Linked DNA regions of Homo sapiens: regions 2 and 3 are each linked to region 1. Evidence: chromatin contacts called from ENCODE Hi-C or POLR2A ChIA-PET data. All regions are on one chromosome and are shown on one strand. The core of a region is the stretch at or near the end of the contact, and the rest is flanking DNA. Distances in the headings are between cores, read along the strand shown. Region 1 overlaps ELMO1 (engulfment and cell motility 1). Region 2 overlaps ELMO1 (engulfment and cell motility 1). Region 3 overlaps ELMO1 (engulfment and cell motility 1).

Region 1 (3,614 bases), core at 777-3,276:
TGCCCAGCCTATGATACAATTTTTAAAATATTTGGATAACTGTTTGGTTTCTTTGCAAGCTTATTTATTTTATTTTATGCATTTAAAAACATTCTGAAAAGAAGATCCATAGACTTCACCAGAGTTCTCTAAGACATCCATGACTAGGAAAAAAAGAGAAAGAAAAAGAATCCCTATATTTCATTATCTAAGGCTGGGGATCCAAATGGGCGGACTTGTATTTATTTCCTCTGCCTGAGATTCTCTCCCTTCTCTCCCTCCTTCTTTGGCAGATTTTCCATTTCTTTTGGAGTGTGGTACTGAAGCTGCCTCCTTTTTATGAATAATATATTGGATCCTACACATTTACTGAATGAGCCAAGCAGAGGCTTTATTAGCAGTGTCCAGTGTAATGCCCATAATAACACTGTGTGGTGTGGGTCTGACTGTCTTCATGTGGCACTGCAGAAAGGGAGGCCCCAAGACGTTGTCTTGCCCATCATTCATTTACCCTGTATTCACTGAGCACCTATTGCTTGCCAGGGGCTGTGCCAAATTCCCAGGTGACAAAGCTGTTACTGGTGAAGCCAAGTTTTGGATCAGGCCCATCTGACACTAGTGTCTGGGTGGCTAATGCCACAGCAGGTTATGTTCAGGATGTCATGTGACACCCTGCTGCCTCAAGCTTGGCCACTCCTCCATCCCTAGTGTTTCCAGCCGCATTGTTCCTTGGCTGTGAGCTGTAAATGTTTTTATCTCATCCTCTCTCCACAGACCACTATTTGCATTGTTTTGCCTAGAATGGGCCATGGAGTTAGTATTTTCCCAGCTGTAGTAGCATCTTCAGTGATCCCTGCTCATGCCACTGGAATGGCCCTTTAAAAATGTTTTTTTTTTTCTTTTTACAAGCATGAGTTTCTTTCCTATAAGTGCAGCTCTTTTTTCTTGTCTCTGTAGCACTTTGTGGCTTTCTGAGACCACAGGCTCTAACTTGCCCATTGCACCCCATGTTTAAGCATTTGCACATGTCGTTTGATTGAGGGGTAAGTTAAAACTGCTGGCAGTGGGAAGGGCTGGCAATCAGGTCTCTTATCTCAAGTGGATGGAAAAATAAGGCTGTTCAACGTGGTTCGCTCAACTCGTACAGGTCCCTTCTGTGCAAAACCAGGGAGATTGCTTCTCCCCTGGAAACACAGGCACTCCTCATTGGCTGGGTTGGGCAAATACCCATAATATTAGGCATTTTTCCTGCTTTTTTCCCCTTCTTTTGCAGGTTGCAAGTGATGGCAATGTACATGGGATTCTCAAACTGGTCACCAGTACTTAGTGCATGAACACACATTATATTCTATATGTTTGGTGCAATTTTGCTATTTTGCATTCTGCTTTTGTCACCACAATACAGTGTCCCAGGGTCCCATATTACTGAACATTCTTTCATAGCAGCACTTCGATGGCTACATGGTGTATCTTTGGCCTGCCTTACCATAATTTGCTTCAGTTTTCCTTTGTGTTAGGGGACATTTGCAAGACTTTGTATATCAGCCAGCATCTAGTCAGGATACAGAAACCATACTGTTATTTAAACAGGGTATATTCCAATGTAAATGATTGACAACTAGTAGAAGCTGGTTAGTTGTGAGTAAAAGAGAACTCTTATGGGTCCAGAAGAAGCTGTTGCAGAAAAGAAGCTATGGCCTCCAGTTTGAGGAAGAGTGGGCAGTTGAGGAACTAAAGACCAAGAGCGGGCATTGCTCGTCCCCCAGAGTTCTTCAGAGAGGGCATGGCCACCACAGGGACATCACCACCCACGGGTGATGCAGAAACTTGTCAGAGGAAAGCAGCTGGCCAGCTGGCTGTGCAGCACTATAGACGTGTCTCTGTTGCCAGAAGCTTGGGTAGGCAGAACTGCTTTGAAGCAGTCCCTGGTAGGGAGAGCAGAGCCCGGGTGCAGGAGGCCTGAGGCCTTCCCCATGGAATAGTAATGGTGGATCCCAAAGGGAATGTCCTTTCCCCAGGCAGAATCACTCCAGTGCCCTCTATTGGTGAAGTGTCACATTGCCGCAGCTGGCAACCTGTCAGAAAGCAGGGCCAAGAATGGTTTTGAGTTGAGAGACAATAAATGAATAACTGGAATATTTGGGCTTGCTTTTAGCTTTTTTTTTTCTTTAAACCGTTTTGCAGTAAACATCTTTCATAAAATGTTGATTGCATCTCTGATATGTTGGTAGGATAAATTCATAGAATTTGAACATTTCAAAGGCCTTAGTCATATGTTACAAAACCATCCTATTGACTCTCCTAGTTGTTGTATATGGGAGCAAAGGCATATAGCCTTGTTATAGAACTTGTTACTCCTTAACCTTTTGAATCTTGGCCTTGTTTGCTGGGTTGTTAACTCTGAGGCTGGGAGATGCTCAGAGCCAGCGATGTCAAGGTTGGAGCCTGCAGTCTGATGTAATAAGGGCCAAGCTCTGCCGTGGAGGGAGGGAGTAGTGTGTTGCTGAAGTCCTCCCTCACCTCGCTCAGTCTTCTGAACGCATTCCCTTCCCATCTCATTCACTGCTTCAACAAATTCATTCCCTAAAACATCCCCTTCATCACATCAGTAATCTTGCTCAAAAGCTGTAAATGTTTCCTCTTTGTTTATGGCAATGCAAATGAAAGAGGAGGGGAGAGAACTGACCTATGGCCCTGGGTCCGTTGCCTCCATTCAGTTGTTGAGGGTCTGAAGCAAATTGACATGCCCAGGGTCACGTGGGAAGTAAGTTGGTCAGGGCCAACCAGGGCTTCCTTCCTCCCAGTCCTCTGCTTCTCCCAGATACCAGACCATTGTTGCTCCATCTCCCTAACTCCTCATTGTCCTCCCAGCACAGCACCTGTCCCACGAGAGGTTTTATTAATGTGTATCATACTCCCCTAGTGCTCACACTATCTCTGAACTCTTATGGGTCCAGAAGAAGCAGTTGCAGAAAAGAAGCTGTGGCCTCCAGTTTGAGGAAGAGTGGGCAGTTGAGGAACTAAAGACCAAGAGCAGGCATTGCTTGTCCCCCAGGGTTCTTCAAAGAGGGCATGGCCACCACAGGGACATCACAACCTACGGATGGTGCATAAACTTGTCAGAGGAAAGCAGCTGGCCGCTGGCTGTGCAGCACTATAGACGTGTCTCTGTTGCCAGAAGCTTGGATAGGCAGAGCTGCTTTGAAGCAGTCCCTGGTAGGGAGAGCAGAGGCCGGACGCAGGAGGCTTGAGGCCTTCCCCATGGAATCATAATGGTGGATCCCAAAGGGAATGCCCTTGCTGGGGCTGCCCCACTGTCTGAAATGCAAAGATGGCCCCCCTCAGCTGCTGTGCTTAAGGGGACTGCCTACACCTAACTTCAAGGCCAAGTCCAAGATTCACATCTACATAATTACATTCCATTACTGTTTAACAGATTAGAGTCAGTAATTCTTATCCTGGGGTATTAGAGATGTGGACATGAACTGGGTTCTACCCTGAGCTTTTAGTCCCCAGCCTAGACACCAGGCAAAAAGTAGGTATGTGCTGGCTCCTATCATGTGAAATTGGCTAAGGAAGCAAGCAACTTGGTGTCTTTGGACAGGGGGCTGCTTTTTTTAAATTAAATTTAATCT
Region 2 (3,614 bases), core at 598-3,097, 54 kb after region 1:
TTAGGAATAAAGAGATGTTTGGAATTCATAACTTTATTTTATAAGTATCGGTTACTGGAAAGAGAATTTCAGTGAATCTGTGCAAGCCAGAAAATCAGAGCAAAATCCATTAAGAGTCACTTGAAGTTTTTAAGCCTTTTATTTTAAACTAATGGTAGACTTAAAGAAAAGTTGCAGCAAATTGGACTTTGGGAGGCCAGCGCAGGTGGATTATTTGAGGTCAGGAGTTCAAGACCAGCTTGACCAACATGGTGAAACCTCGTCTCTATGAAAACTACAAAAATTAGCCGGGCGCAGTGGTGGGAGCCTGTAATCCCGCCTACTTGGGAGGTTGAGGTAGGAGAATCACTTGAGCCTGGGAGGCAGAGGTTGCAGTGAGCCGACATTGCACCACTACACTCCAGTCTGGGTGACGGAGTGAGACCCTGTCTCAAAAAAGTAAAAAAAAATTAGTACAGACTGTTCCTATAAGCCCTTCATCCAGCCTCCCCTAAAGTTAACATTTTGCAAAATGACAGTACGGTTATCAAAATTGATAAATAAGCTGTGGTGCAATGCCGGCATTTGATTTCACCTGTTTTTCTATGAATGCCTTTCTCTGGTTAAGGATCTGATCCAGGATCCCACACTGAATTTGGTTGTCATGCCTCCTTAGTGTCCCCAAGTCTGTGACAGTCCCTCAGGTTTTTTGTTTGTCATTTATGATTTTGACACTTTTGAAAGTTAACAGTCAGTTATTTTGTATAATGTTCCTCAATTTGGATTTGTCTGATATTTCCCTCATGGTTCAATTAAAGAAGGTTATGCATTTTTGGCAAGAATGCTACAGAAGTTATGGCACATCCTCAGTGCATCCTTTCATGGGCATATGATGTCACTGTCCTCTGACTGGTGATGTTACCCTGGATTACATGATTAGGTGGCATCTGTAGGATCTCCCCACTGTAAACGTGCTGCTTTTTTTTTTTTTGAAATTAATCATTATCTTAGGGGAGATGTTGCCTTGAATCGAAGGACATGAGATGGCCCTAATCGGTTGAATGAGGGGGGTAGGATCAGAGGCCCCACAGGTGTCATGTCCGCACTATGTTTTATGTTCATTTAAGACAAGAGCTGATTGGAAACCCAGGGCCTTCTCAACACATCTCAGAATCAACTCTCTTTCCTTATGTAAATCCATAAAGCCAAAGGGGATGAGCAAAAGGAACCCTGTAGAAAACACACAGAAAAGGAAGAGGCCCCTTTTTGCCTGTATTTATCAGTGGTATGAATTGCCATAAAGGAAAGAAACTGTTGGAATTGCCATTAAGAGTAATGCAAAAACCGCAATTACGTTTGCACCAACCTAATTGCTAAAGAAGCCAAAGACATCCCGATGTGTTATAAAGTACTTTCCTGCCACCTTTGGTGGTGGCAGGGAATGTAAGCATTAGATTATGAGAGGAAAAAATAAATGGCACTATTTTGCCTCTCTAAGATCAGTTCCAGAGAAGCAATTCCAAATCTGAAGATAGTGAGTATCATTGATTTTTTAATACTTAACAAACATTTTAACTTTTTGAATTTACAGCAGGCTTTCTTTTCTACCTCCAGAGTGCCCGGCTTGTCTGTTATGAGAGCCTCTTTTGCTATAGAATGTAACAACAATGTTGTACTGAATGTGAATTCCTTGAAATTATGTTCTACTTTCACCAACATTAGCTCTTTTGATTCCCCACAGCAATCCTTTCCAGAACAGAACAGATAGTCTTGTTATTTCTGGTTAGGAGGCAGGGATGCAGTGGCTTGCCGAGGTTGAATGAGGTCACATAGTGAGTGGGCGTCCTTGGTCACATGGTCAGGGTGCTTCTCCTCCTCATCATGCACCTGTGCTTTCCAAGTGGTGGAAGGCATAGTTCCCGGAGCCTTGCTTAACCAGCCTGTCTCTTACATATTCCTCCCTGACCTTACTGCTTAGAGTTAAGCAATTTCTTCTGCTCTCTGTTCCCCTGGGATCTCCTGAATGCCCCTGTTCCAGCACTTGTCACATTTCGGTGAATTTTTTATTCATTTAACAGTATTTCCCAATAGAGTATTACCTCAGGAAGGCAGAAACGTGGCTTTCTTCATGTCTTTATCCTCGGGGCCTGGCACAGAGTAAGGTCTTAATACATTTCTGTGAAATGAATGAATAAAATTTGCTTGGAAGCATTAAAAATACCCACAGAATTTGAAGAAGAGAAGGAAAAAAAAGTACTGTATTTAAATATATTTTAAGTAAAATTTCGGTGATGAGTGGAAAGGAATTAGAAAGCTGTGTTTCTTTAAATGATGTGAGCAATGGCCAAAGAGAATGACAGTCATTTAATTTTCTAACAACTTAAGAAAATGTTTTTCATTCATTGAAATTAATTCAAAAATCATATTAAATGTAAGAAAGTAAAGACTGACAGTCTTGGTGGTTTAAATAAAAAATTAAGTATTTTTTAAAAAGCAGCACATTTAATCTATTTCATGTCCTCATTCCCAGTCTCATTTTCTTTGCATTGCTACTTAGAGATCTGTTACATGAATTTGAAAAAATAGTCATCAGAAAATTACTTACTTTTCTGTAAGGTTAACTTTTTTATTCATTAGCTGGACCAAATTCAGCACTTTGACAACCCAGGAATTGTATGCAGGCAACTGTCTTTTAAATGGAGCTTTATCTCAACAAAAATCGACTAGGAAATGGGCTGACAAAAGATGCCTATCTCTGTGGTCTAGAGTTGGCTTCCTATTAATGCCAAATTCATACCACTTTGGAGAAATATTTTTTTTCCCTGCCAGCCTCTGTCTCCTTCTCTATTACTTTATCTGTTTTGTTATGTGTGAATCTAGATTCTGGTTTACAAATTTTGGCTGCAATAAATAGCATCATTTCATAAACAGCTCTGAAACTTGGAATTCCTTGATACCAATATATAATGTTGCATTTTAAAGACTCGGCTACTTAGGGAGAGAGTAAGAAAATATGGAGTAGAAAGAAAAGAAAAAAAAACTTTAGGTGTTATGAGTTGGTTTTTCCCTAGCCAAGTATAACATCAGTGCCTTCTTTTGGAAGGAAAGTTTCATATAAATGCTCTTGAAACCCTAGCTGTGCAGGAGAACCTGGCTTACCCCGCAAATGTTTTCAGTGCCTGGACAAACATCCCACCATTTTGCTTTAGAGACCTGGTAATTTTTGCCTCTTAAAAATTTGAGAGATTTACAGGCATCTACCTAGATAATTTTAAATACAGGAGTGGAGCTTCATGTTCTCCATGGCTGGTTTTTTGTTTTGTTTTGTTTTTGAGACAGAGTCTCGCTCCGTCACCCAGGCTGGAGTGCAGTGGTGTGATCTTGGCTCACTGCAACCTCTGCCTCCTGGGTTCACGCGATTCTCCTGCTTCAGCCTCCCAAGTAGCTGGGACTACAGGAGCCCACCACCACGCCTGGCTAATTTTTTGTATTTTTAGTAGAGATGGGGGTTTCACCATGTTAGCCGATCTCCTGACCTCGTGATCCACCCGCCTCGGCCTCCCAAAGTTCTGGGATTACAGGTGTGAGCCACTGTGCCCGGCCCTCCATGATTCTTTTAGGTTTTGATAACATAG
Region 3 (3,614 bases), core at 556-3,055, 34 kb after region 1:
TTAGTTTTCTGCATATGGCTAGCCAGTTTTCCCAGCACCATTTATTAAATAGGGAATCCTTTCCCCATTGCTTGTTTTTATCAGGTTTGTCAAAGATCAGATGGTTGTAGATGTGTGGCATTATTTCTGAGGTCTTGTTCTGTTCCATTGGTCTATATATCTGTTTTGGTACCAGTACTATGGTGTTCTGGTTACTGTAGCCTTGTAGTATAGTTTGAAGTCAGGTAGCGTGATGCCTCCAGCTTTGTTCTTTTTGCTTAGGAATGTCTAGATTATATGGGCTCTTTTTTAGTTCCATATGAAATTCGAAGTAGTTTTTTCTAATTCTGTGAAGAAAGTCAATGGTAGCTTGATGGGGATAGAATAGAATCTATAAATTACTTTGGGCAGTATGGCCATTTTCATGATATTGATTCTTTCTATCCATGAGCATGGAATGTTTTTTCATTTGTTTGTGTCCTCTCTTATTTCCTTGAGCAGTAGTTTGTAGTTCTCCTTGAAGAGGTCCTTCACATCCCTTTTAAGTTCTATTCCTAGGTATTATATTCTCTTTGTAGCAATTGTGAATAGGAGTTCACTTATGATTTGGCTCTCTGTTTGCCTATTATTGGTGTATAGGAATGCCTGTGATTTTTGCACATTGATTTTGTATCCTGAGACTTTGCTGAAGTTGCTTATCAGCTTAGGGAGATTTTGGGCTGAGATGATGGGGTTTTCTAATTATACAATCATGTCATCTGCAAACAGAGACAATTTGACTTACTGTCTTCCTATTTGAATACCCTTTATTTCTTTTTCTTGCCTGATTGCCCTGGCCTGAACTTCCAATACTATGTTGAATAGGAGTGCTGAGAGAGGGCATCCTTGTCTTGTGCCCGTTTTCAAAGGGAATGCTTCCAGCTTTTGCTCATTCAGTATGATATTGGCTGTGGGTTTGTCATAAATAGCTCTTATTATTTTGAGATCTTCATAAGTGAAGGAGAAATAAAATCCTTTGCAGGCAAGCAAATGGTGAGAGATTTTGTCACAACAAGGCTGGGCTTTTAAAAGGTCTCTCTCCAGCTGGTACTGGGTGGGGCCATGGAGCAAAGTCAGTAACAGAGGAACAGTGAGGAAGTGTCATCTTGACAGAGCATGAGCACAGTGTTTAAAACCTGAGTTTAATTGTTCTATCCTTAATGGAGTTTTGAAATTTCATTCCTAATTTCTGCTTGAAACATAGGAGTGAAAGCAAATACAGCTGTGGGGAAACATGTTGCCCCAGCCTGAGCAACAAAAGGAATATTGAGGAATGGACAGTGTTTCCAGAAACAAATATCAAAAAGATGGATATCAAAACATTTCTCAGAAATGATATATTTTATTTTATTTGAAAGAAGGAAAATTGTGTCCACAACTCTTAAGTCCAATGTCATAAAAAATACTGCTCTTCTTTGGGTTTTAATAAAACACCACAGTCTTTGTCCATGCCTCTAAGCACACAGACAATGAGAAAGCCTACTTCTGTGTCCTTCCACTGTTAGTCAGTCATCACTAGGGGCAGAAAAACAGGGGAAACATTTCCAAGAATGAAAGGGCAGGGTACTTATAGTTTCCTTCCCGCTTGGCAATGTGATGGGAAAATTACGCTGCTGGAATATGAGTAAGCTGTAACACCACCCTGGGCAGGAAAGTCAACTGCGAACAAAAGTTAAATTCATGTATTTATGATGAACTTGGAAAGTTTCTGGTTTTTTTTTTTTTTTTTTTTGAGACGGAGTCTTGCTTTGTCACCCAGGCTGGAGTGCAATGGCGCAATCTTGGCTCATTGCAAGCTCCGCCTCCCCGGTTCATGCCATTCTCCTGCCTCAGCCTCCAGAGTAGCTGGGACTACAGGCACCTGCCACCACACCCGGCTAATTTTTTGTGTTTTTAGTAGAGACAGGGTTTCACCATGTTAGCCAGGATGGTCTTGATCTCCTGACCTCGTGATCCACCCGCCTCGGCCTCCCAAAGTGCTTGGATGGAAAGTTTTTTTAAATTAACTTTCTTTTCTTATGAAAAATTATCTGTCGTTTGAAAAGTATATAAAAAAGCAGAAGGAAAAAATAAGAATAATTTGTAGTGTGCCTTTCCACAGACGACTATTTTTAATATCTTGATGAATATCGTTTTTTATATATTCTTTTAGATACACACATATGCACAGGCTTTATAAAAGTAGAATTATAATACTCATGTTTTTATAACCTGCTTTTTGTACCTAACAATATTTCCATGTGATTAAATATTATTCTCCCCTGTCATTTTTGTTGCATGCGTACTGTTTCATTTTTGCAGCTTTATAGCTTATTATGTACAATTAATATACAATAATTTGAAGAATGTGCATAGTACAGTGAACTATTTCCCTATTGTAGGACATTTATATTGTTTTTAGGGTTTTTCTCTGAACTTTTATTTTATTTTATCTTACTTTTTTTTGAGTCAGAGTCTTGCTCTGTTGCCTAGGCTGGAGTGCAGTGGCACAATCATAGCTCACTGCAGCCTTGACCTCCAGGGCTTAAGCAGTCCTCCTGCCTCAGCCTCCTGAGTAGGTAGGGACTACAGGTGCCACCACACCTGGCTAATTTTTAAATATTTTTTATAGAGACGAAGGTCTCTCTGTGTTTCCCAGGCTGGTGTTGAACTCCTGGTCTCAAGTAATCCTCCTGCCTTGGCCTCCCAAAGTGCTGGGATTATAGGTGTGAGCTACCGGGCCTGGCTTTCTGAATATTTTTAAATCAGCTTTTCTTTTAGCAAAATTTTTGTGGATATTTAATTTATTTTGTTGGAATAAAATTCCTGACTCAGAGTATGTATACATTTTAAAGCTGTTTTAAAATAAGAATAGCCCAATAGCTTGCAGAAATGTTCTAATTTATACTTTACCATTCTTGTAGGAGTATGTCTATTTCCAATACCTTGGTCAATACTCGGCTGGTTTTCTGGTTTTCCTCAGAAAGATAGCAGTGGTATTTGTGGAGTTCTCACTAATCTGGGGAATTTATAAGTGCTGTTTTATTTGTTTCATTGAGGTCATTTCTCCAAAATCTGGCTGTATTAGGAACATTGGAAGGAGTCCCATAGTTATTTTAGTGATATGTAAAGTTCTTAGGTAATTGTCTTAAAAAGAAACATTAAGTGTATAAATTATTAGTTCCTCCCCACTCTGTCATACATATGACACAGATGGAAAAGTCTAGTGCTGTGTGTATGTATATTACATGTATATAAAAATTGTCATCATTTTTGCATTAATACAAGAACAGTCTTGAAACAGGTTCCCTCCATCTCATATTAACCTTTCGTTATTCAAATTCTTTTCATCTTGCCTGAACCAGAGGTGTTTTCATTTTCTGAATGTTGTGAAAACTGAGGTATAGCTTGAATTATACACTTTGTTTTGATGTTCCCTAGCACCCACACTTGAGATGGATTTGTATGTTTTATTGATTCAGCGAAATGTACGTTACTGAGGGCTGAACCATACTCCTCACACTGGGTTAGGCATGTGAGACGTAAGAGGAGGTGCATGGAGGATAACACAAAGATGTATATGACAGTTTTCCATTATGTGTGACCTTTTCCGGAAT

The links. A loop is a pair of places that touch in the nucleus more often than their neighbours do. ChIA-PET counts read pairs that join two places held with the same protein, here RNA polymerase II (POLR2A). Pooled maps may share reads with other maps.
Region 2: a map of posterior cingulate gyrus shows a loop between it and region 1 (2.0-fold over the local background). The contact joins two enhancer-like sites. A Hi-C loop is called at or near these places in 3 of 168 maps with a recorded cell type or tissue (dorsolateral prefrontal cortex, mucosa of descending colon and posterior cingulate gyrus) and 4 of 50 pooled maps. POLR2A ChIA-PET finds 5 or more read pairs at or near these places in 5 of 52 experiments (H1, WTC11, activated CD4-positive, alpha-beta T cell and 2 more).
Region 3: a loop to region 1 is called in a map of posterior cingulate gyrus, with 8 times the contacts of the local background. The contact joins two enhancer-like sites. A Hi-C loop is called at or near these places in 2 of 168 maps with a recorded cell type or tissue (mucosa of descending colon and posterior cingulate gyrus) and 1 of 50 pooled maps. POLR2A ChIA-PET finds 5 or more read pairs at or near these places in 6 of 52 experiments (CD4-positive, alpha-beta T cell, H1, HepG2 and 3 more).

What each region holds. Positions count from the first base shown.
Region 1 is chr7:37,283,308-37,286,921 of GRCh38, reverse strand. All of the region lies in intron 4 of ELMO1 (engulfment and cell motility 1), which reads left to right. Among named protein-coding and RNA genes, the nearest start is that of ELMO1, 160 kb to the left of the region's middle. RefSeq lists a silencer at 583-877. Within about 2 kb of position 2,026, at least 8 of the 41 ENCODE cell types and tissues checked have a DNase peak (open chromatin) inside an H3K27ac peak, as active enhancers do; they include dorsolateral prefrontal cortex, where a contact is called at or near this core.
Region 2 is chr7:37,228,689-37,232,302 of GRCh38, reverse strand. The region is part of intron 8 of ELMO1 (engulfment and cell motility 1); the gene reads left to right. Among named protein-coding and RNA genes, the nearest start is that of ELMO1, 220 kb to the left of the region's middle. Within about 2 kb of position 1,847, at least 4 of the 41 ENCODE cell types and tissues checked have a DNase peak (open chromatin) inside an H3K27ac peak, as active enhancers do; they include dorsolateral prefrontal cortex, where a contact is called at or near this core.
Region 3 is chr7:37,248,928-37,252,541 of GRCh38, reverse strand. The region is part of intron 6 of ELMO1 (engulfment and cell motility 1); the gene reads left to right. Among named protein-coding and RNA genes, the nearest start is that of ELMO1, 200 kb to the left of the region's middle. RefSeq lists an enhancer at 3,155-3,614. Within about 2 kb of position 1,805, at least 3 of the 41 ENCODE cell types and tissues checked have a DNase peak (open chromatin) inside an H3K27ac peak, as active enhancers do.